Linked DNA regions of Homo sapiens: region 1 is linked to region 2. Evidence: chromatin loops called from intact Hi-C (ENCODE). Cell type or tissue: PC-9. All regions are shown on one strand. Links, peaks and the distances in the headings refer to the core of each region. The heading gives the core; the rest is flanking DNA.

Evidence for each region. Hi-C counts contacts between places; a loop is a spot of excess contacts. Peaks named below come from ENCODE experiments on the same cell type or tissue, not always from the same donor. Only the 100,000 strongest peaks of a DNase experiment are listed, where the experiment ranks them.
Region 1: it touches region 2 in a loop (8-fold over the local background); 9 of 110 quality-filtered maps call a loop at or near these places.

The regions. Positions count from the first base shown.
Region 1 is chr15:69,384,829-69,395,410 of GRCh38, forward strand. It overlaps PAQR5 (progestin and adipoQ receptor family member 5), which reads left to right. Exons shown (of 9, transcript NM_017705.4): 5 at 1-54; 6 at 4,826-4,952. Among named protein-coding and RNA genes, the nearest start is that of KIF23, 24 kb to the right of the region's middle. RefSeq lists an enhancer at 3,547-4,191. In PC-9, for the core only: no CTCF peak of the experiment used is centred there; DNase peaks (open chromatin) are centred at 3,603, 5,913 and 6,443; H3K4me3 peaks cover 959 bases; H3K27ac peaks cover 1,714 bases.
Region 2 is chr15:69,293,567-69,304,148 of GRCh38, forward strand. PAQR5 (progestin and adipoQ receptor family member 5) reads left to right here and starts at 5,346. Exons shown (of 9, transcript NM_017705.4): 1 at 5,346-5,490. It overlaps PAQR5-DT (PAQR5 divergent transcript), which reads right to left and starts at 5,197. Exons shown (of 3, transcript NR_184010.1): 1 at 4,912-5,197. In PC-9, for the core only: no CTCF peak of the experiment used is centred there; no DNase peak of the experiment used is centred there; H3K4me3 peaks cover 1,275 bases; H3K27me3 peaks cover 515 bases.

The sequences.
Region 1 (10,582 bases), core at 2,796-7,795, 91 kb after region 2:
CCCGGCACATTTGCTACTTCCTGGACTATGGTGCCGTCAACCTCTTCAGCCTGGGTATGTGAGGCCTTGTTCTTGCTTTCCTTCCCCTGCAACCGGGCTGTTTGCCCCTTCTCCTGTGAGCTAGGGTCACCAGAAGGCTTTGATGAGTTTGCAGAAGAATCCAGGGATTATGCCAGTGCCCCTGTCCAGGTTCCCAATGGGTGTTTTATAAGAAACTGTCCATAAGCATGCTGCTAAATATTTAGCCACTGGCTCTGTGGGGACAACAGCCCCGATCTGCAGTGTTGCCAGTTTCTGTGGTGTAAATCTTCCCATCATGTCCAGCTTCAACCTACTAACATGACATCACAGAACACAAGGGTGGGAAGAGATATGCGTAGCACACTATTACAGAAATTCCACCATGCAGATACAGTAGATGTAGTCATTGAGTACTCAGTACTTTTGTTAATATGATTTATTTAATTGCAAGTTTCTGTGATTTAATTTTTAATGATGGCTGTGTTCAGCACTCAGCTCTCTCACAGGCCAGAATGAACTGACTCCAGTACATCAGTGCTGGTCTCTGTCATGCCAGGCAAGAAGAGGAGGGTGAGGTCATGAGCCTCGTATATCCAGAGGCTTAGCACAATCAGAGAGATGCTCAGAGTGTGCGGGAATAGATCAGCAACCTAAGCTGGTGAAATTCGGTGCTGACCGCCCCCTCTTCCTTGTCTTTTTCTTTGACTATGATGCTCCCTCCTCTGGCCTCTTCTCTCCTCCCCTTGTGGGCATGCATCTATCCCTAAGGATATGAGTTCTAGATTCTTCCTCCAGGTCCCATTCTAGGTGAGAAAACCAATTATTGTCTTCCTTGCCCAAGAGGTTGTCCATGAGGAGCCTACCTCCATCCTCTTTCTTCATATACACACGTTCACACTCACACAAACACACACTCATGCACTGACACACACTGACACACACACATACAATGCACTCACACATGCACATACACACACTCACCACATATACACAATACACTTACATGCACACACACACACCACATGCCACATGTACTCACACATTGACACACACACAATACACTCACATACACACACTCACACCACATACACACAATACACTCACATGCACACTCTCAAACACTACACACACACACCACCCATACTGACACACACTACACTCACATAAACACACATCACATACACACAATACACTCACATGCACATACACATACTCTCAGACCCTCCACACACACTCACATCCACATACGCACCACACATGCTGACATATACACACAATACACTCACATACACACTCACACCACATACACACTCACATGCTCATATACGCACACATACTCTCAGACACTACACACACATTCACACACTCACACTCTCACATACATCACACACACACACCACACACACACATCACACACACCACATACATACACACACACCACACACACGCTCACTCACACACTCTCACACACATACACACACACTTTCCCACTTCACTGCCCACTCCTTAGTGCTCTGCTGCCCAGTCCCCAGCATTCACTAGACCGTGCCCCTTTCCGTGTGAGCCAGGCTTACCCTCAGGCTTTGATGGGTTTGCAGAAGAGAGTGGGGAATGTGCGTGCCCCTGTCCAGGGTCCCGGCCTCCTGACTGCCAAGATTGATGCAGGGGTCCTTCAGGCCTCCTCAATGCCCCTCTCTTTCTCTGGTCCCTGTCACATCCCTCCCTCCCTCCCGGATTCCCTCCCACCCTCCGGATCCCCTCTTACCCTCCATGTCCCCCCTCCCCTGGGCTGGCTCCCCTCCTCTGCTTTCTGGCACACATGGGTGGGGAGGCTCAGAAGTGGTCCTTTGACCTCTCCTCTCACACGATCCGGCTCCCCAGAGATCTCCTCCATGCCTACTGCATCTCTTCCACCTCCGGAGAAACCCTGTCTCCAATGTAAACCTCTTACCTGAGGTCCACGCCACCTCAGAGCCATGAGACCAGAACTGTACCTGCTCCCGCCCCTGCCCCTACACCTGCTAGCCCTCTGTATGTCCAACCTGACTGATGGTCGCGCCCCTACTCCTTCTCCTGAGTCAGAAGCCTGACTAATCCTCGGGGTCCCCTTCCTCTCACTCCCCACCCACGCCCACCCTCTGGCCAATTGGTTATTAAGGCCAGGTGACTTCTCTCCTACCTGCTGTAAGCGGCACTGCCCCTTTGTCTTGACTCAGGCCCCGGCCTCTCACTTGCACAGTTATCACAGCCTTCTCCACCTCACCCAGCCCCTGGAGGCTTCCACAACACCTTCTACCACATCACCCTCCCACTGTCAGGGCCCTCATCAGCCAGAAGCAGTCCAGACTGCTTAGCGGGGCGACTTCCTTGGCCCTCGGTTGCCCGCCCCGGACTTGTTTTGATAAGTGTGGGCATTTCTGGAGTAATCGCTGCATGGCAAGCCCTGGTCCAGGCCCCTGACACACACCCCTGAGGGGCCACACCACACCATGTTTAATGGTCCAGGTGCTGGCACCTGATTCCACCACCCCTAACTGTTAGAGGTTCCTGTGCAAGTTTCATAACCCTGCCAAGCCTCAATTCTTTCATCCACAAAATGGATGTAATATCTTCTTTGTGGGTATGTTCTGATGATTAAATGTGTTTTAAATGAGGCTCAGAGCCTGGCCTTAGTCGGCATCTGAGGGCAGCCATTACCACGATGATCTTGTTAACCGTGGCAGCAGTCCCTGAGGTAGGTCCTAGTGTCATATCCATGCGTAGGTGAGGACAGTGAGGCACTGTGGAGGTAAGTGACAGGTCACACAGCTGTGCATGGCAGAGCCAGAGTGAGGACTGAAGCCCATGTGGTCCACCACCAACCTGTCCCCTGCCTTCCTCCATCACGGGCCTCACTGTCTGTCTGTGTAAGAGTTCCTCTTGTTGCCATGGTCTCCCTTCTCTGTATCCTCCCATAGGCCATTCCCCAGAACTCCCTCTTCCCTTCCCTGCAGGCTGCACCACGGGAGCCTCAGGGGCCCCTGCCCTGTGCCCTTCCTCCAACCCCCAGACCTGGATATACCCCCACCATGATTCTTCTGATCCCCAGCCTGCCAGCCATGCTGGCACACCTCCATTGCTGAGAACAACTCCGGAGCACAGAAGATGCTTCCAATCTGTTTTTCTAGCCCATAGCCCAGTGCTTGATGTGGGGAAGTGTTCAGGAAACACGGAAGGAACATCTAGTCCACTGAGAGAGCCATTGATTCCATCTGGGACTCCCGGCTCCACCCTCTGCCCCTGCCTCCCTCCTCCCTCCCTGTCAAAGCCCTCAATCCCACCAGTGTAGCGCCCTCCTGCCACCTCCCAGGCTTCCAGGGGTTCCTCCCTCAGGCCATCCTGTGTGCTTTCACTAGGTTTTGGTCATCAGAATCCTTCAGTGGCTCCCTTAGTGCCTGAAAGAGGAAGTTTCCTTTCCTTAGCCTGCATCCAAAGCTGAAAGCCTCCCTGCCCTCAGGCTCTTGTCAGAATCCGGGATGACCTACCAGGCTTTGTTCCAAGATCAGCTCCTGTGCCTTGTGCTCCACCCATCCCGAAAGCCTGCCCCACACTGGAACCTGACTCAGGCTCTGGTCTTTTGCTTCTGGCTGCGGTTCTGGGCAGGGTCAGAAGCTCCCTGGCTCTTGCATGGCCCACAGTTTGCCCCAGTTGGCATCTGCTGAGCGAATGCATCCCAGTCCAGCAGGGAACCCCCTCCCAGTATGGGGCCAGACAAAGGGCTTGCCTGTCCCTCTGGAGGCAGCTTCCCACTGAAATCTCGCGGGCTGCCTGCTGCAGCTGGGAGTATGGGACCAGGAGGCTTTGGTGTTCACCCTCTTTGCCTGTGTGGCCAGCTTTGCTAGATCCACCTGTCACTGGGATAAAAGACAGATCAACCTGTATGGCCCAAAGCCTTGTTCAGCCCTGAGCTAGGACTCCACAATTCCTGATGTCTTTGGAATGACAGGTGACCTAGGCATGGCCATCAGGCCTTGGGCTGCCTCCCTTAGGGGAGACCTCAGGAGGTGAGGGTGCAGGTCCAGGCCCATCTCCCCAGCTGAAGCACACCTGGCCCCTTTGAAAAGGACAGTGATCTCCCCTGCTCTTCCAAATAAATGCTTCAGCAAAAAGGTCGCTAGAAGGTCCTTAAGCAACCCTTCTTTCACAAACTTCAAAACCTAAAACACAACGCAACACCCAACCTCTCAGCTGGTCTGTCTCCCAGCTGCTGCTATGACATCCTCGTCTCAGCAAGGGCCCTCCCTCCAGCACTGATCTTTCTACCAGGAGCACCCATGTCCCTGGGCAGGTGAGATGTGCACACTCTGAGTAGAGCTCAGCTCGCTGGGTCTGTCGTCATGGACCACAGCATGTGGCTAAAGCAGGGACTGTCACTAACCTGTCTGGGTTTGAAACCCATCTTTGTTAACTCTCTAGCTGCAGGACCCTGGGCGAGTGATTAAACCTCTCTATCCCTCTGCTTCCTATCTGTACAATGAGGATAAGTGCAGAGTTATGAAGGAGGATGGTTGAAGTATTATGTGAGGTCATACATGTAAAGCCCTTGGAGCAAAGCTGGGCTCACAGTAAATTCTCAGGATGGGATTTGGGTGGGCAGAGAAGAGAAAGCAGGACATCCTAGAAGGGGGAATGGCACCAGCGAGGGCGCAGAGCCAGGACTGTGGGAATGATAAGGGCCAAGCCAGATGCTGGGGACAGTCTTTGCAAGGGGCCCATGTGGTGCCAAGGCCTGGCTCCTCTCCCAAGGCTGGCTTTTCTTCCCCAGGCTCAGCCATTGCCTACTCTGCATACACGTTCCCGGATGCGCTCATGTGCACCACTTTCCATGACTACTACGTGGCCCTGGCTGTACTGAACACCATCCTCAGCACAGGCCTCTCCTGCTACTCCAGGTACTGGTCGCTCTGACCTCAGATGGGAGGGGAGGGAGGGTCTTGCATGCAGCTCCCTGCACTCTTTGAGGGAGCCGGGGAAGAGGTGGGCTCAATGGAAAAGGTGCTTGGGAACCTAGGACTCCGTTCCAGGTGGACTTCCTATGCTGGCAAAACCAGCTTCCTGGGCACGCAAGCTCCAGGCCTCCATGCTCAGAGAGTCTCATACTTGGTTTAATACTCTGCTGCCTTTTTTTGTTTTTGTTTTTGTTTTGAGACAAAGTCTCACTCTGTCACCCAGGCTGAAGTGTGATGGCACAATCTTGGCTCACTGCAACCTCCGCCTCCTGAGTTCAAGCGATTCTCCTGCCTCAGCGTCCCATGTAGCTGGGATTACAGGCACCCGCCATCACGCCCAGCTAATTTTTGTATTTTTAGTAGAGACAGGGTTTCACCATGTTGGTCAGGCTGGTCTGGAACTCCTGACTGCAGGTAATCCACCCACCTTGGCCCTCCAAAGTATTGGGATTACAGGCGTGAGCCATGGTGCCTGACCTGTTTTTTATTTATTTATTTATTTATTTATTTATTTATTTATTTATTTTTTTGAGACAGGGTCTCTCTCTGTGGCCCAGGCTGGAATGCAGTGGTGCGATCTCAGCTCACTGTAGCCTCGCCTTCCTGGGCTCGTCTGCTGCATTCTTAATAATTTGTAATAATTTTTGAACAGGGAGGTCCCTGCTCTTTGATTCGGTACAAGGCTTTACAAATTATGCAGCTGGTTCCATTTGCTGGACAAGTGGCTTATCCACCCTGAACTTCAGTTTGCTCATCTATAAAATGAGGCCATTACAAATACCCCTAAGACAAATGGAAGGATTACAGGTAATGTACCCAGGACACTTAGCACAAGCCTGGCACAGAGGAGATGTCCCATAAATGTGTGGTCACTAATGGTGACTGGGTGTGTCTGCCTCTGGGCATATGTGATGGATGATGGTGTTATTCAAATGCCCTATGCATCCCTCATCAGTGAGTCAGGCCCAGCTTACGCGCTCTAATTCCCACTGTTTTTTTTTTTTTTCTTTCAAGAAAACTCATGGGGGTGTGAGTGCAGAGAATGTTGTTATGGGGATAACTACACCAATTTATTCAGCTCTTTGTAGAAGTGAACTGCCTGAAAGTTCCTTTTCCCTAAAATACTCAGGAAATCTCCCAAATGGTTGTGTTGGGGTGACAGCCCTGGCTGAATAGGGCCAAGGCTGGTACTTTTGGGCTGGGGGCCTTTCGTGCTGGTCAGGAAAGGTAAGCTGGCAGGTACATCTGAGTTCTCTGTCCTCCCGCAATGGCAACTCCAGCGAGCCAGTGGAGTCTCCCTGCCTCCACTTGCCCCCCTCTCCCCAGGAAAAAACAGGCAGGTGAGATATGCCCCATCTGGTAACTTCTCCAGAATGATTTTGTCTCCAAATTCCTTTGGGTGACACTTGGGATGTGTGGGGCCAGCAAGTTTCACAAGGGAGAGCAGGCAAGTTTCACAAACAGGACAAACCAGTTTTTTTGTTTCTGTTTTTTATTTTTAAATGGAAGGATAGATTCTGAAACAGCATTGGGAATACTTGTTCCAATTCGCCTTCCATTCACCTGCGCTAAGGTGGGTTGGAAGTGTGGAGCTGCCTTCCATGGGAGTGAAAGTCTGTTTCTAGGAGTCCCTGCCGTGGATGAAGGGAGGTATAACAGATATAGAACAGTAATAACCCTGCGGAAACAAGTCCAGCAGAGATGAAGCAAGCCCCGGAGACCTGGGTGCATGGGCTTGTGGACTGGCCATGGTCCAGGAACCTGGACACTCTTGGACCTGGTCCTTGGACCAGTCACTGCCCCATCTGGTTCGCTCTCCTAGGGCTGTGTGGCTCTGGCGTTTGAAATTTAGGATTAGACAGGGAGAGTACCACAGGTTGAGGGGGCAGAGGAGGAAGAGAAGGCTTCGTGAGTGTGGAAGAAAGTCTCCAGAGTGAGGCTGGGTGCAGTGGCTCACACCTGTAATCCCAGCATTTTGGGAGCGCCAGGTGGGTGGATCACCTGAGGTCAGGAGTTCAAGACCAGCCTGGCCAATGTGGTGAAAACCTGTCTCCACTAAAAATACGAAAGTTAGCTGGGTGTGGTGGCAGGTACCTGTAATCCCAGCTACTCAAGAGGCTGAGGCAGGAGAATCGCTTGAACCCAGGAGGCAGAGGTTGCAGTGAGCTGAGAGCATGCCACTGTACTCCAGCCCGGGCAGTGGAGCCAAGAAAAAAAAGAAATTGTCTCCAGAGTGAATGATCCAAGATGGCTTCCCCATGAGCTCATAATTCAAATTCTTAGAACACTTGCTGGTTTTATTTTATTTTTTTTTGTTTTAAGTAGAGACAAGGTTTCGCCATGTTGGCCAGGCTGGTCTCGAGCTCCTGACCTCAGATGATCCACTCTCCTCAGCCTCCCAAAGTGCTGGTATTACAGGTGTGAGCCACCCTGCCCAGCCTAGATTACTTTCTTCTAGCCAGGAGTCTTCCCTGATGGTTCAGATATAACGGATGGGGTCTTTTGGATGTGGCATGCCTGGTGTCTTTGGAGGAACTTATCTGTCAGGGCAGCTTTGCCAGACATCTCCTGGGTGCCTGAGTTTGGGGGCTTCTCCCTTTGCCAATGAAATGGGTTATTTATTTATGGAGTACATCTGTGCCTATTCCATCTATCCACCCATCTACACACCCGCCCACCCATCTAACATTCCTTAAATGCCTGCCATACTCCAGGTACCACGTTAGGAGCTGAGGGTGCCAGAAGGATGCCCTTGCCTTCAGAGAGCACCCAGTGCCATAGGAGAGACAGACTGCAGATGCCCCCAGAGGTCCATGAGGCCATGATTTCCGTTAGAGTGTAGCAGGAGGGAGTGTAATGTAAACAAATAATGATAAGGCAGAATGACACCTGCCGGTATACACAGGGTTCTGAGAAGTGGCTTTAGGACTGGATATTGAAGGAGGTAGAACACTTTAGCTGAAGAGGAGGACATAGCAACCAGCCAGGACAAGGATGAGGACTACAGAGAGGGTGGGCCAGGGTGGGGAAGCAGCAAGGTGTGTTAGAGCTGCCAGAGTCTGCAAGAGTAGATGGAGGAGAGCAGCTACAGAGGGGCTTGGATGGTGGGCTGGGGGCCTGTGGGTCCTATGAGGACTGGCCCTTTGCTCATGAAGGATGAGAATCTCTTAGGGAAAAAAAAAAATCCTACGCACTCAGCTTCCATGCCCTGAGGGGTTTCCAGGCATATTAGCAGCAACTGAAGTGGGAGCTGAGGGGAGAGGGAGGTGAGGGGCTATGTTGGAATCAAAAAGGAGGAAGGGGGCACATGCCACACTCTTGCACCCAAAGGTAGAGTGGGCATGTGGCCCTTCCAGTGCCCTTTGTACCTCGTCCTCGCTCCACGTTCCCTGACCCATGGTTTTGCTGCTCTTACAAGGCCTGTCCTCCCCTCTCTTCATTCCCTGTCTCTGCCTTTGGTGTCTGGAGAGTGAGAAAGCTGACTCGTGTGCAGAAGTGATGCTGGCCCTGAGTAATTTCAGAAGAAGTGGGTAGAGAGGAGGGTGTGGGTATCTGGAGGCCTGAATTTCAACCCTGCTCCCCCAGACTTGCTGTATGGCCTCAGGGCAGTCACTGTCCACTCTGGGCCTCAGGGTCTACGTCTTCAATGAGGGCATCTGAGACAATACCCTCTGGGTCCTCTCTGGTTTGGGCATCGTGCAATGTCGATGCCTTAGTGTCTTCTCCAAGCTTCCTTTCCCAGCTGTCTTCCTCCCCCAGGCTCCACCCCTGCCTCTCCCTCCTGCTCCATCCGGCTGCAGTTGGGCAGGAGCGGGAGAGAACCACCTTCCCCTCCAGGGAGGGGAAGACCTCCTGGGGGAGACCAGGAACCTCAGTATTTGCTTGACAGTTATCTGATGCTTGCCCGAAAATCAGGGTTGAAATGGCATTCGTTCCATTACAAGGCAGACCATTAAGGCCAATCTCAACATAGAGAGCTTTGTCGTCCCCTGAGTGGTTTTTGGTTCTTATTGTCATGGACTTTGGTTCAAATGAAAATGTTCCAGAAAACTGCCTTCTCATTCTGTAGCATTTGAGAGGGGAAATGAGAGAATGCGTGCCCTCTTCGTGGTTCTTGGAGCAAGGTGGGGGTGGCCGAGGCCCTGGCCTGCTCATGCCTGCACAGGAAACGGCTGCCACTCCCTTCAGGAATGTCAGTTACACAGCAAGTACTGTATGGACAAATCACTGTCCATCTCCTTCCAGTGCATCCAACCATTGATTGTTTTTTTTTTGTTTTTTGTTTTTTTTTTTTCAAAGAGCTGCTGAGTGAAAAACCTCCTGGTCAGAGCAGTGAGGGCGAGAGATTAATTTTCACCCATGAGCTCTGCTCTAAGGACAGCTTAGAGGCAGTTGCTGAGGCAGTTCAGAGGGGTGGAGCTGACCTGGAAGGGGTTTGAGGTCAGCGCTGGAGGTAGAAGGCTCAGCAGACATGGTTCTCAGACAGAGGCTTGGCCAGAGGATAAAGTGCTGCTATAGCCAGTTAGGGGCATGGGGAAATGTCTACATCCCTGCAGTTCTCCAAAATAAGACAACTCCTACACAATAAAACAACCATAACTACCGCCCCCATGTACACACACACGTGCACTCGTGCGTGCGCCTCTGCAATAGAATGATTTTTCCAAAGGCCCGCTAGTTTCAAGCCCTAGTTCCGGAATTCCAGTTGCCAATCCTTCCAGCTTTTTTGTCAGATTGTGTTGAATCGACCCTTTCTTAACGAAGGCTTCTCCCGTAACCCAGTGTGTCCTGCCAACCTCGTTCTGAGCAGAGACCTCACTTCCTCTATAGCAGCCCCTTAGCCCTCTGGTGCGGGACTGCCCTAAGCCCGAGCAGGCTGGGCTGTGGGGCCGCACGTGGGGCGCCTCTGAGGATGCTGCGGCTGTGGTTCTGCTCTGGCTGTGGCGACATCGCGTGGCCTAATGCGGAACTGCAACTTGGTAGCGGACGGCCCCTCTCCCGAGCTACTGGCCCTTCTGCCTTTTTCTCTCTGTTGCTGTCTCTCTTCTCTTCTGCTTTTTCTCCTTCTCTTTTCCCTCTAGACCCGGCTTTGCAGCTGGAGAGGCTGGTCCGTTTGCCCCTGGGGAAACACTTTATCAGGCCGAGCGAAATGTTGTCTCAAGTCACAGAAAATCCATGCTTTGGGGGATGGCCTTCGCCAGCCACAGCCAGATTTCTTCGCGTGTAAGTGGCCACAGGGGCCCTTTAAGAGCGAGCCTCTCAACCTGGAGACGGCAGGCGGTGGCAGGGCACAGGGCAGGAGGGGGCGGCCTGCCGCGGCAGGGCAGGGTCTGCCGGAGGACTAAGAAGGCCGGTGAGGCAGATACCTGGCTCTCGGGATAGCAGGAGTGTGTGCCCTCTGCTCCAGGGGCAGAGCGGGCAGGGAAGGGTGAAGGCCGGGCGGGGTCTGAGTCTGCGCAGCCTACTGCCTGAGACAGAGGGGGTGACACTTGGGGGCCAGAAAGCCCAGGGTTTAAATCCTAGCTCTGCTTCTTATTGGCTCATCTGACTTCAGGCAAATCACCCAGAACCTA
Region 2 (10,582 bases), core at 3,456-8,455:
CAGGGGAGGGTGGGCTAACCCCCCTTCATAGAGGCCTCTATAATCACCCTCCTCCAAGCCACCCCAATTAAACCCTCCACCTAAATGAAACAGGCTGCTTCTATCCTATTGTAGCTTCAAGCCCAGCCCCCCAGTTCTCCCTTTGCAAGCAGGGGGCTGCCCAAGAGGCACCGTGGACTCTCAGCTGCTGTAAAGATATTGCCTGGGCCTGGGAAGCTGGCACCGAGACAGAGGCAACCTGGATGCTGCAAGCCTGCTGGTCCCCTCACTGCATCTTTACTTCTCTGCAAGCAGCTTTCCTCCCTAGGTCAGATGGCCCTGAAGGCCTTGCTGAGTGTTCTGGTCCTTGATGGCTACTGGCCCTCAGGAGCCCACCTGGCACAGGGCACGCCTGGGGCTTCCTTCAAGTACCGGACATGACAGGCCCTTGTGATCTCTCTCTCTGGCCAAGGCAGGTCACCCTCCTCCTGTCTCAGCATCTTCCCCCTGACACACACTCTCCAAAGGCCAGCTTCCCATGCTCCACCTCCCTCAATCCTGCTCTCAAGACAGGGTCACACCTGGGGATCCATGCCAGTCACAGTGTCTCCTGCCCCAAGGGGTTCTGCCTGGAAGTCTGTGCTTTCCGCATGGAATTCAAAGCTTTGTGGCTCCCTGGCAAAGGGGCTCTTAGGACCTGGGCATCAGAAGAAGGGCTGGGGCACAGATGGGGTGAGAAGGGAGAACAGGCATTTTCTCTGAGCCTATTCACCGTAAGGGACATCTTTCCATAGGGACCCCATGATGGGAAGATGTTAGAGGAAGGGGATCCAGGGTCCTTTTGAAAGGCCATGGCCAGGCCGGGTGCGGTGGCTTACGCCTGTAATCCCAGCACATGGGAGGCTGAGGCGGGTGGATCACTTGAAGTCAGAAGTTTGAGGCCAGCCTGACCAACATGGTGAAACCCCATCTCTACTAAAAGTACAAAAATTAGCCAGGCGTGGTGGTACCTGAGTCCCAGCTACTCAGGAGGCTGAGGCAGGAGAACCGCTTGAACCTGGGAGGCAGAGGTTGCAGTGAGCCAAGATAGTGCCATTGCACTCCAGCCTGGGTGACAGAAAGAAAAAAAAAAGCCATGGCCAGACTGTGAGGTGGTAGGAAAGGGAGTTAGAGGGAGGTAAGTCCCCCAACTCAATGTCCCCAGCAAGGACCCTATATGTCTTTACCCTCCTTTCTCCTCCATAACATGACCAGATAGGAGAAGATGCTATAGGAGACCCTCTCTGACACAGTGAGAAGTTGAGGGAAGGATAAAAGGAAGAAACTGACCTTGCTGGATCCCCTTGTGCTGCCAGTGGGGGAAAGACACTGATGTCGATTGAACAGTGTCCCCAAAATGTATGTCCACATCCTAACTTCCTCTACCCGTGACTGTGATGTTGTTTGGAAAAAGGGTCTTTGCAGATGTACTTAAGCTAAGGATCTTGAGATGAGCTCATCCTGACTCCAGTGACTGCTGTTCTACAGAGACGAGAGGACACAGACACACAGAGACAGCATGTGAAGACAGGCAAGATTGTGTGATGCTGCCACGAGCCCAGGGATGCTGGGAACCAGAAGCTGGAAGAGACAAGGAAGGATTCTCCCTCTCAGGGTTATTGTGGTGACCACAGAATGCATTTGGAAGTGGCTTTGTAAACTGCAGAGTGATAAGCCAATTCAATATTTGGAGTTGTGTTTTATCTTCCAAAGGCCTCAGTAAACATTTGTAGAACTGACCAGTGTTGGATTGGGCATGGTGTCTCTTCACAGCCATGGGCAGAGGGACCATAAACGTAGGGGGCAGGGATGGGCAGCGGTCAGAGGGAGCCATGGAAGCTTCAGAGGGAGCACAACTCTGCAATGCCCCGACTTGGGACTTCTGGCCTCCAGGACTGAGAGTAAATAGTTGTCGTTTGAAGGTGCTGTGCATGATAATTTGTCACGGCAACACTGGGAAACCACTGGCAACATGGACCCCTTATCTGGATACAGTGGCAGAAAAGAAAGCTCTGCAAGAAGTTCCCGTAAAGCATGTCCTTGCCCTTAGTGCCCATTTCCTCCTCTGTCAAATGAGGCAAATACTTCCAGCCCTGATGAGATAATGGCCTCATCAGCAGGGCAACTCTGACGGTGTGGGTGAGGCTGTTCTAGGTTTCGCGCTGCCAGGCAGCGCCTCTCTCCTAGCCTCCGTTTTCTCATCTGCCAAGTGGGGCAGTAAGCCCTGCCCTGGTGACTCCATTGCCAAGGAGAGGGGAGGCGTGAGCGGACTTATGGATTGGGGTAGAGTTGGGTGCCAGGGGGCTGAGAACACATGTGAGGGACCTGAATCTTGCCATATTAACTAAGGGCGATGGTTTCTGTAGTACCGTTTCTGCTATCCAACAAGGCCTTGTAAACAAATATAACGTCTGGGCCCACCCAGGAGGAGCTGGTGAGTGCCTGAGGAGTAGATGGCCAGTGGGGATGGGTGAAGAACACATAGAATAGTGACATCTGATATGGCGCCCCTTGAACACACAGGCAAAGGAAGAGATGGGGCATTTTGAGTCACATGGATTGGGGTAGGACTGTTTCCCCCCAAAAAGGCTTTTTGAGTTATGTTGTAAAGATGTCAGAGGGAGACTCACATTTAAGACTGAAGCTCTCCTTCCTTCACACCCTTGCCAGGACTCCCTCTGACCACCCCAATCCCTGCCCCCCTCCGTTTGTGGTCCCTCTGCCCATTGCCATGAGGAGAGTGTCCAATCCAATATCAGTCAGTTCCACAAATGTTTACTGAGCCCTTTGGAAAATAAAACACAACTCCAAATATTAAATTTACTTAGCACTCTGCAGTTTACAGAGCACTTCCAAATGCATTCTGTGGTCACTACAATAACCCTGAAAGGAAAAAAAGATGATTATCTCTCACTCCACAAAAAAGAAACTGAGGGTCAGAGAAGAGAGACAACTTGCTCAAGGCCATTTGATTGGAGGTTGCCTGACTCCTGGAGCTGCTCTTCCCCGTCTCCTTGCTGCCTTGCTGTCATGTCACCTGCTGTCTCACTGGGTCATTTGGGCGTGTGCCCCTCGCACGCCTGTATCTTCCCAACTGGTGTCAGCTCGAAACCCTCTGTGGTCTGCAGTGCTCAGCCTGGCTTTCCAGGTCTGGGCAGCTCCCTCCTTCCAGATCCTGCCTGTGATTCCAGCTCCTTTCCCTTGCTGTACAAAGTTCCCACCTCTGCACTTTGCCTCACTCTTTCTTCCTGCCCACTGGTACGTATCCCAGTCCTTCCCACACTTCAGGTCTCCCTCGGCTGCACAGGAGGCTCAAATCCAGCATAGATTCCTGAAGTCCTGGGTCCAAGTTCTAGCTCTGCTACTGACTTCTTGTGACTGTGTGACCTTGGGCAGGTCACTTTCCCTCTCTGGGCCTCCATTTCATCACTATGAAATAGGAGTGTTGAACACAATACTCTAAATGCATCTCCATGTGGTCTAAGTACCCCCCTCCCCGGCCCCTCCCTGCCCTTCCCCCTCCTCTGATCATCCTGTGTGCTCACCATCCACAATCCCCTCTCCTGGCTCCACATCATTCTCCAAAGGGTTCATGTTCAATCATTCAGTTAGACTTTAAACTCCCTAAGAGCAGAGGAGGGTGATTTTGGCCAAGATATGCAGATCGATTCATCAGTAATCCACTGACCACCTCCATTTAGGTTGGGAGCCTCTTTATCTTCCCTCTTTAGTTTCTTCAAGGTGCACACACAGATACCTACAGCAGGCAGGAATCCAGGTGGGGCACCAGGCATCTCTGCTCACCTTGGCTGCTGGTGGTGGGGTGCCTGCCTGTGCTGTGCATGCTGCAGCTTTGGCAGGGTGGCCAATCAGTCCAGTGCCAGCCTTTGCCTCCCAGAGAATGCTTCACACCCTATTCTTCCCCCAAACCCATCACTGGCCCAGACATCAAAAGCACACATCCCTGTGCTATTCCCCTTCAAAGAGCTTCATATCTAATATCTCACTGAGTCCCCCGACTAGCCTTGGAAAGGCAAAGCAGGGATTATTAATCTCCATTTTGTAGATGGTGAGGGTCTTGTCCAAGGCTACTCTGAATTCAGCATAGAGCTGGGACTGGGCTCCACTCTTGTGTCCAGTCATTCTTGTCAAACTCTGGTCTGTGGAATATACATGCCTGCCTCTGTGTAGGCCCCAGTCTCTTTCCCTTTAAGAACTTGGGTCTGAGAGGACAAGCGCATGTCGCACGCACACACACACGCACATGCATACACACCCTTACAAGATGCACAGCCACCAAAAAGCCTAATAAAGCAAGGTGCCCAAGACCACGGTTCAGGATCCGTAAAAATGGCCGGAGATAATTGACTGCAACCTATTCACTGCAAATGGGGCAACTTGGGCCCACAAAGGGCCAGAGACTTGACCCGAGTCACAGAGTAGACTAGAGCCCAGGTCTCTGGACTCCCAGTCCTGTGCTCTCTCCACTGTGTGTGCCCTCAGCAAACAAGGCAAGGCAGGGAGGAGCAGGAGCTCAGAGAGCCTGGGGCTGAAGGGTGGGAGGAAAGAGCCTGGTGGGGGACTTCGGTCCACAGGTGTGGATGTTCCAACCTTTCTCTGGCAGGGTCGGGGTGGGGGCACCAGGTAGCTGCAACCTGTTCCTTCAGCACCTGGGAGGAGACACAGAGTCTGGTTCCCTGAAGCCAAATGTTTCTTCTTTGTCCTCTGTGTCCCTTCATCTCTTATAGCTGTGTCCACTGAGTGGCAGAGGTCCAGGCCCAGCGCCTTCCAGTCTAGGAGCCTGTGACCTGGGACAGGATCCCTGGGGAAAGGGTGAGGGCTGGCAAAGGGCCCGCCACCCTGAGCACTCCAAGAGACAGGGGTGGAACTCACTTCAAGGATTCAGGGCGGCGAGGATCCTCTCCCACCGGCGAAGCGGACACCGCGGTGGGGCTGCGAGTACCCAGTTGTTGTTTTTTTCTCCTTCCCTGTTCTCCACCCCATGCACTTTTCCGAGGGGCAAGCTCCGCAGTTCTCCCATCAAGGAGGCTCTCCAGGCTCCCTGCCGGCCTTCGGCTCCTGGGGTGGAGGTGGGCGTGGGGTACATGGGCCCTAGGAGAATGGGGTGTGAGAGACTCCCCTGGGCTTATGGCTTTGGTGGCACCTCAGGCTGTGGAATGGGGTGGCGAGTCTTTGGAAGTCACAGAGCCCAGGGTCGGTGGCACGTGATGAGGCGCAGGCCTGGCTCAGGGGGTGGTGCCCACGGCCCTCGGCTCCTCCCCCGGGGCCGCCCCGCCCCGCGCGGGAGGGGACGGGCGGGGACCGGCATGGGTAGGCGCGGCGACCCGCAGGGCCAGGTGCAGGGCCCGCGAGTCCGGGGTCGCCGCAGCCCGGGAGGAGTGTCTGGTCTCCGGCCTGCCTGTGCTGTCCCCGCGCCCTGTCCACTGGACTCCCGAGACCCTTGGAACCCAGGTAACCCGGGGCGGGACTCCCCGCCGCGCGCCGCCTCCCCACCTCCCGGTCCACGCGCACCCGCCCTCCGCGGCAGCCCCAGCCGCCCTGCGCCCGTGGAGCCCGTTGAGCCTGGGTGGCCGCTCCGAGGGCGGGTCTGGGAAAGTTTGTGCCGGGGCGGCCCTGATCCGGCGGCGGCGCGGCTCGGCCACTTTCACCGCACGCGGGGCCGGTGTGAAGGTGGGGCGGCCGCCGCCGTGCAGAAGGCTCTCTGCTGCAATCGAGGGCGGTGAGGGGAGCTGTTGCCTTCTCGCACCTTTTCTCTCACTCTCCAGGGCGTTTGCGCCGCTTATCCTTCCTCCACCGCCCCCCTCCCGCCGCCCCCACTTTAATAAAACCCTTGGATTGGGGCTGCACAGTTGGCGATTTCTTTACACCTGTGCTTCCCGCCTCCTGAGCCCAGATGTGAGCCTGGGCTGAGCAGGACCGTGTGGGTGAGGGGCGGCCCACTGCCTGCGGGGGTCGTCCCGGCCCTGTTGAAGTGGGTGCCCAGCTACAGGGAGTTCCCCCTGCTCTGTCATTGGCCTCCCCCCGGCCACAGCCCCCAGCTGGGCATCTCCTGGCTCCCCTAGCACTTCCCAAGTCCTAGTCGGATGAGCCCAGGAGAGGGGGTGGACCCCGGCCCAGCAGAACAAGAACTCAGGAGCCCGGTAACTCTTATCCGTGAGCAGAACCGGCTTCCTCCCGCTTAGGTTGGGAGGAGGGCTCAGCTTAGTGGGAGTCGGGGGTGACAACTGCCCCTTCCCACGCAGAGCCATAGAGAAGAGATGGGGAGAGGTCAGGGGATCTGAGAAGAGCTAGCAGCCAAAAAGGGACACATCCCTGATTTCATTTGAACCTAACAAACCAATGGCGAGTAGATATTAACACATGGGCAGATGAGAAGACAAGGAGGCCCAACAAAGCTCAGCCATTTGCTGGAGAAACTGGTGGGCTTTTCTCCACCACTGAGTGGCGGGTTTCCCACCGCATCCTTCCAGAGCTGCATGGTCGCTTCTGCATTCTTGCAGTGCCCTTGACTCAGCAGAGGTTTGTTTCTTTTACCCCACTCCCCACCCCCCTAGGTTCTGCCTGTGAAAGAGGTTCAGGGGAGAGGGCACCTCCAAGCAGACACAAACTCCAGTCAGTAAGGTCCTCCAAGAGCCAGCCAGAGCCTTGCTAAGCTCCCAGAACTGCAGGAGGGCAGGGACCTGCTTTGTTCCCTGCAGGGACCTGCTTTGTTCCCTGCCGTAGCAATAGTACCTGGCACACGGAAGGTGCTCTGCGAGAATGGAATGATTAGCCTGCAACAGCAAAGCTTCTTTTCCAACTGCCTTATCTCTGCCCTTGGCAAGCAGAAAGGGCACTCTGAAAAGTTGGATCAGAAAGGTGTCCAGCCCCACCACTGAGATCCCTTGGCACCCTTACCCACGTGGGGCAACATTTTCCCCTTACACCAAGAGTACATCCTTAATCCCGTATGCTTTTCTTTCTTTCTCTTTCTTTCTTTCTTTCCTTCTTTCTTTCTTTCTTTCTTTCTTTCTTTCTTTCTTTCTTTCTTTCTTTCTTTCTTTCTTTTCTTTCTTTCTTTCATTCTTTCTCTTCCTTCCTCCCTCCCTCTCTCTCTCTCTTTCTTTCTTTCTTTCTTTCTTTCTTTCTTTCTTTCTTTCTTTCATTCTTTCTCTTCCTTCCTCCCTCCCTCTCTCTCTCTCTTTCTTTCTTTCTTTCCTTCTTTCCTTCCTTCCTTCCTTCCTTCCTTTAGTTCGTTTTCTTTCTTTCTTTCTTTCTTTCTTTCTTTCTTTCTTTCTTTCTTTCTTTCTTCCTTCCTTCCTTCCTTCCTTTCTCTCTCTCTCTCTCTCTCTCTCTTTCTTTCCTTCTTTCTTTCTTTCTTTCTTTCTTTCTTTCTTTCTTTCTTTCTTTCTTTCTTTCTTTCTTTCTTCTTTCTTTTTGACTGAGTCTTGCTCTATTACCCAGGCTAGAGTGCAAGGGCGAGATCTCAGCTAACTGCAACCTCCGCCTCCCGGGTTCAAGCAATTCTCTTGCCTCAGCCTCCCGAGTAGCTGGGATTACAGGCGCCTGCCACCAAACACAGCTAATTTTTGCATTTTTAGTAGAGACAGGGTTTCACCATGTTGGCCAGGTTGGTCTCGAACTGCTAACATCAGATGACCCACCCGGGTTGGCCTCCCAAAGTGCTGGGATTGCAGGCGTGAGCCACTGCACCCAGCCCCCATGTGCTTTTCCAGAGAGACAGAGGACTTTCACTTTACCCTTGTCCCGCCAAGGAGAGGCCGAGGCTGGTGGGTTCCATGCCAAGCTTGGCTCTACCCTAGACTGAGGCAGAGCAACTTTGTCCCTTTACGTAGAATTCTTATGCATCCCTCTGGGGGTAAGAATTGGAATTGGAATTATTTGGAAACTTTAATCTTCATTGTCTCCTCTCTCTCCTTACCACTCCATGGGGCAGCTATGTATTGAGGGAAGAGAAGGTGCTTTTCTGGGCCTCAATTTCCTCATCTGTAAAATGAGAGCAACAGACCCTGTGTGGTTTTAGGAGATAGTAAGTGGTTCCAAAGGACTCTGTGGGCTGCAAATCAAACTGTAAGAGCGGATTGTTATTTTCTCATGTGTATTAGCCTGGCCTCCCTGGTTGGCGGTAAGTCCTTTCTCAGCATCTTGGCATCCCTCATTCATCCTGAGTACACAGAAGGTTTACAAGACATGTTTTCAAAAATGATCCGTACAGGAAGAGAAAAATTGTGAATTCATAAGAAATGGGGGGAGATTTTTTTTTTTTTTTTTTTTTTTTTTTTTTTTTTTTTAGCACAGTGTTAGGAGTCAAGAATGGTGGCAGGAAACTGGGCAGGGCCATGCGTGAGTACAGGGACAGCTCTCAGGGGTGGTGGGGGTGGTAGGTTTGTGCATGGGCTTGAGCCCCAGTCTGTCTCTCAGCGGCTTCCTCCAGGAAACAAAACTGACCAACTCCGGGTTGGTCAGATATATATATTTGAGACAGGGTGTTGCTCTGTCTCAACAGAGCAGGCTGCAGTGCAGTAGCATGATCTCAGCTCACTGCAACCTCCGCCTCCCGGTCTCGAGCTATCTTCCTCACCTCAGCCTCCTTAGTAGCTGGGACTATAGGCATGCACCACCGTGCCCAGCTAATTTTTGTATTTTTTGTAGAGGTGGGGTCTCACTATGTTGCCCAGGCTGCTCTCGAACTCCTGAGTTCAAGCGATCTGTCTGCCTCTACCTCCCAAAGTGCTGGGATTACAGGTGTGATCCACCATGCCCAGCCAGAAATGGGGACTTTCAAATTCCTCTCCCTCCCTCCCCATGTAAGGGGAGGGGACACCCCACCATGCAGGGGAGGATCAGTAGGAGGGAAGGAAGGGTCTGAGAGCCCCTGTAGTTGGAGGTGGCCAGTGTCTTGTTCATCGAAGGCCAGGGCAAAGTGAGGGATGTAGAAGAGTCACTGGCAGTGCCCTGAGGATGCTGCCCACCTTGCTTTGAAGAAATCCACCCCTCAGTCAGGACTTTTGGGGCCCTGCCAGGAACCCTGTGTGACCCCTGGACTCCTCAGCAGACCCAGGTGTCTGCCTTTGACTTGAGGACAGGCCAGCACACCTGGGGTTAGTCAGTTCTGTTTCCTGGAGGAAGCCGCTGAGAGACTGACTGGGGCTCAAGCCCGTGAACAAACCCACCATCCCCACCACCCCTGAGAGCTGTCCCTGTACTCACGCATGGCCCTGCCCAGTTTCCTGCCACCATTCTTGACTCCTAACAAGGATGCAGCAGAGTAAGAGCTTTAGACCCAGAGTCTCTAAGCTGGACTAATCCTTAGCAGCCATGTCCCCCTGCTTCTTCTTTGCTTCATTTTCCATGGCTCACATCCCCTTCTGATGGCCTATAGATTTCACTCCTTAATCTTGTTTGCCATCTGTCCTCCCTGTTAGAATAGCAGCTCTGTGAGGGCAAAGCCTTTTGTCTCTCTCGTTCCATGGTCTCTCCCAAGAGATCAGAGTGTAGTAGGTGCTCAGTTAACACGTGCTGAGTAGATGAACACATCCAATGCACCATTTCTCAGTATACAGATGGGGAGACTGAGACCCAGAGGCGAGGAGTGACTCTTGGAGGCAGAGCTGGAGCTTTTCCTAATTAGACTCAAGTTAATTCAAATTTGGGTCTCTGTCTCCCACTTTGAATTACCTTGGTTGCTAGGGGTGCTTAAGAGGCCCTTGGCAAGAACCTTCAGGCCAGCTGCCTCCAGAGTTACCCAAAGGGGCAGCTCCCAGACTGAATGGACAGCCGCCACATGAGGCGATTGGTGAGTTCCAGGAAGGAGTCATCCCCACCAGACCTCCATCCTCAAAGAAAACCTCCCAGGGTTGCTCTCCCAAGGCAGCCAATTCCTCTGCTAGTGAGTTCTCTCTTGGTGAAAATAGTGCCCTCTTCAGGCAGCCTTTTAAAATTCCCCAGTGCAATTAAAAAAAAAAAAAGCACATCCAATCAATCAATCAATCAATCAGTCAGTCAATCAATTCTCCAGTGCACTGGAGAACTAAGGAAGTCCAAAGCCAGGCTCCAGGCAGCCGTGGGAGAAGGAGTGGCATTCCCATGGACTTGGGCTAGGGATAACCGACCAGTCTGAGAAATGCAGCCAGAGGCCCAGGGAAGCCTTGGGGTTCTGAGGCCTCACTTGGGAATCTGGCAAGAGAGCCTAGAGGCCACAGTGCTCAGCACGCCCCCCACAGAGGAGCAGATCTTGTGCAGGCCTCTACATTCCATCCATGGGGAGCTTTGGCTTTTTTCCCCAAGCCCAGCTGTTGACCCCAAACATCTTTTTCCATCGTCATTGTGGTTTGCCAAATTCAGGGTTAGAATGCACCTGAACCTTGGAGCTGGGGGAAGGACTCCAGAAATTAGGCCTTGAAGGATATGTAGGAGTTTTCAAGCTTGTTGGAAAAATTAGGGAGGAAGGAGACAGGCAGGTGAGGGAGCAGTGATAATGCTTTGCCTGAAGAAACAAATCTGTAATGGGGCCTTCTTCTGTGACTGAGGCCATTGTAGGCCC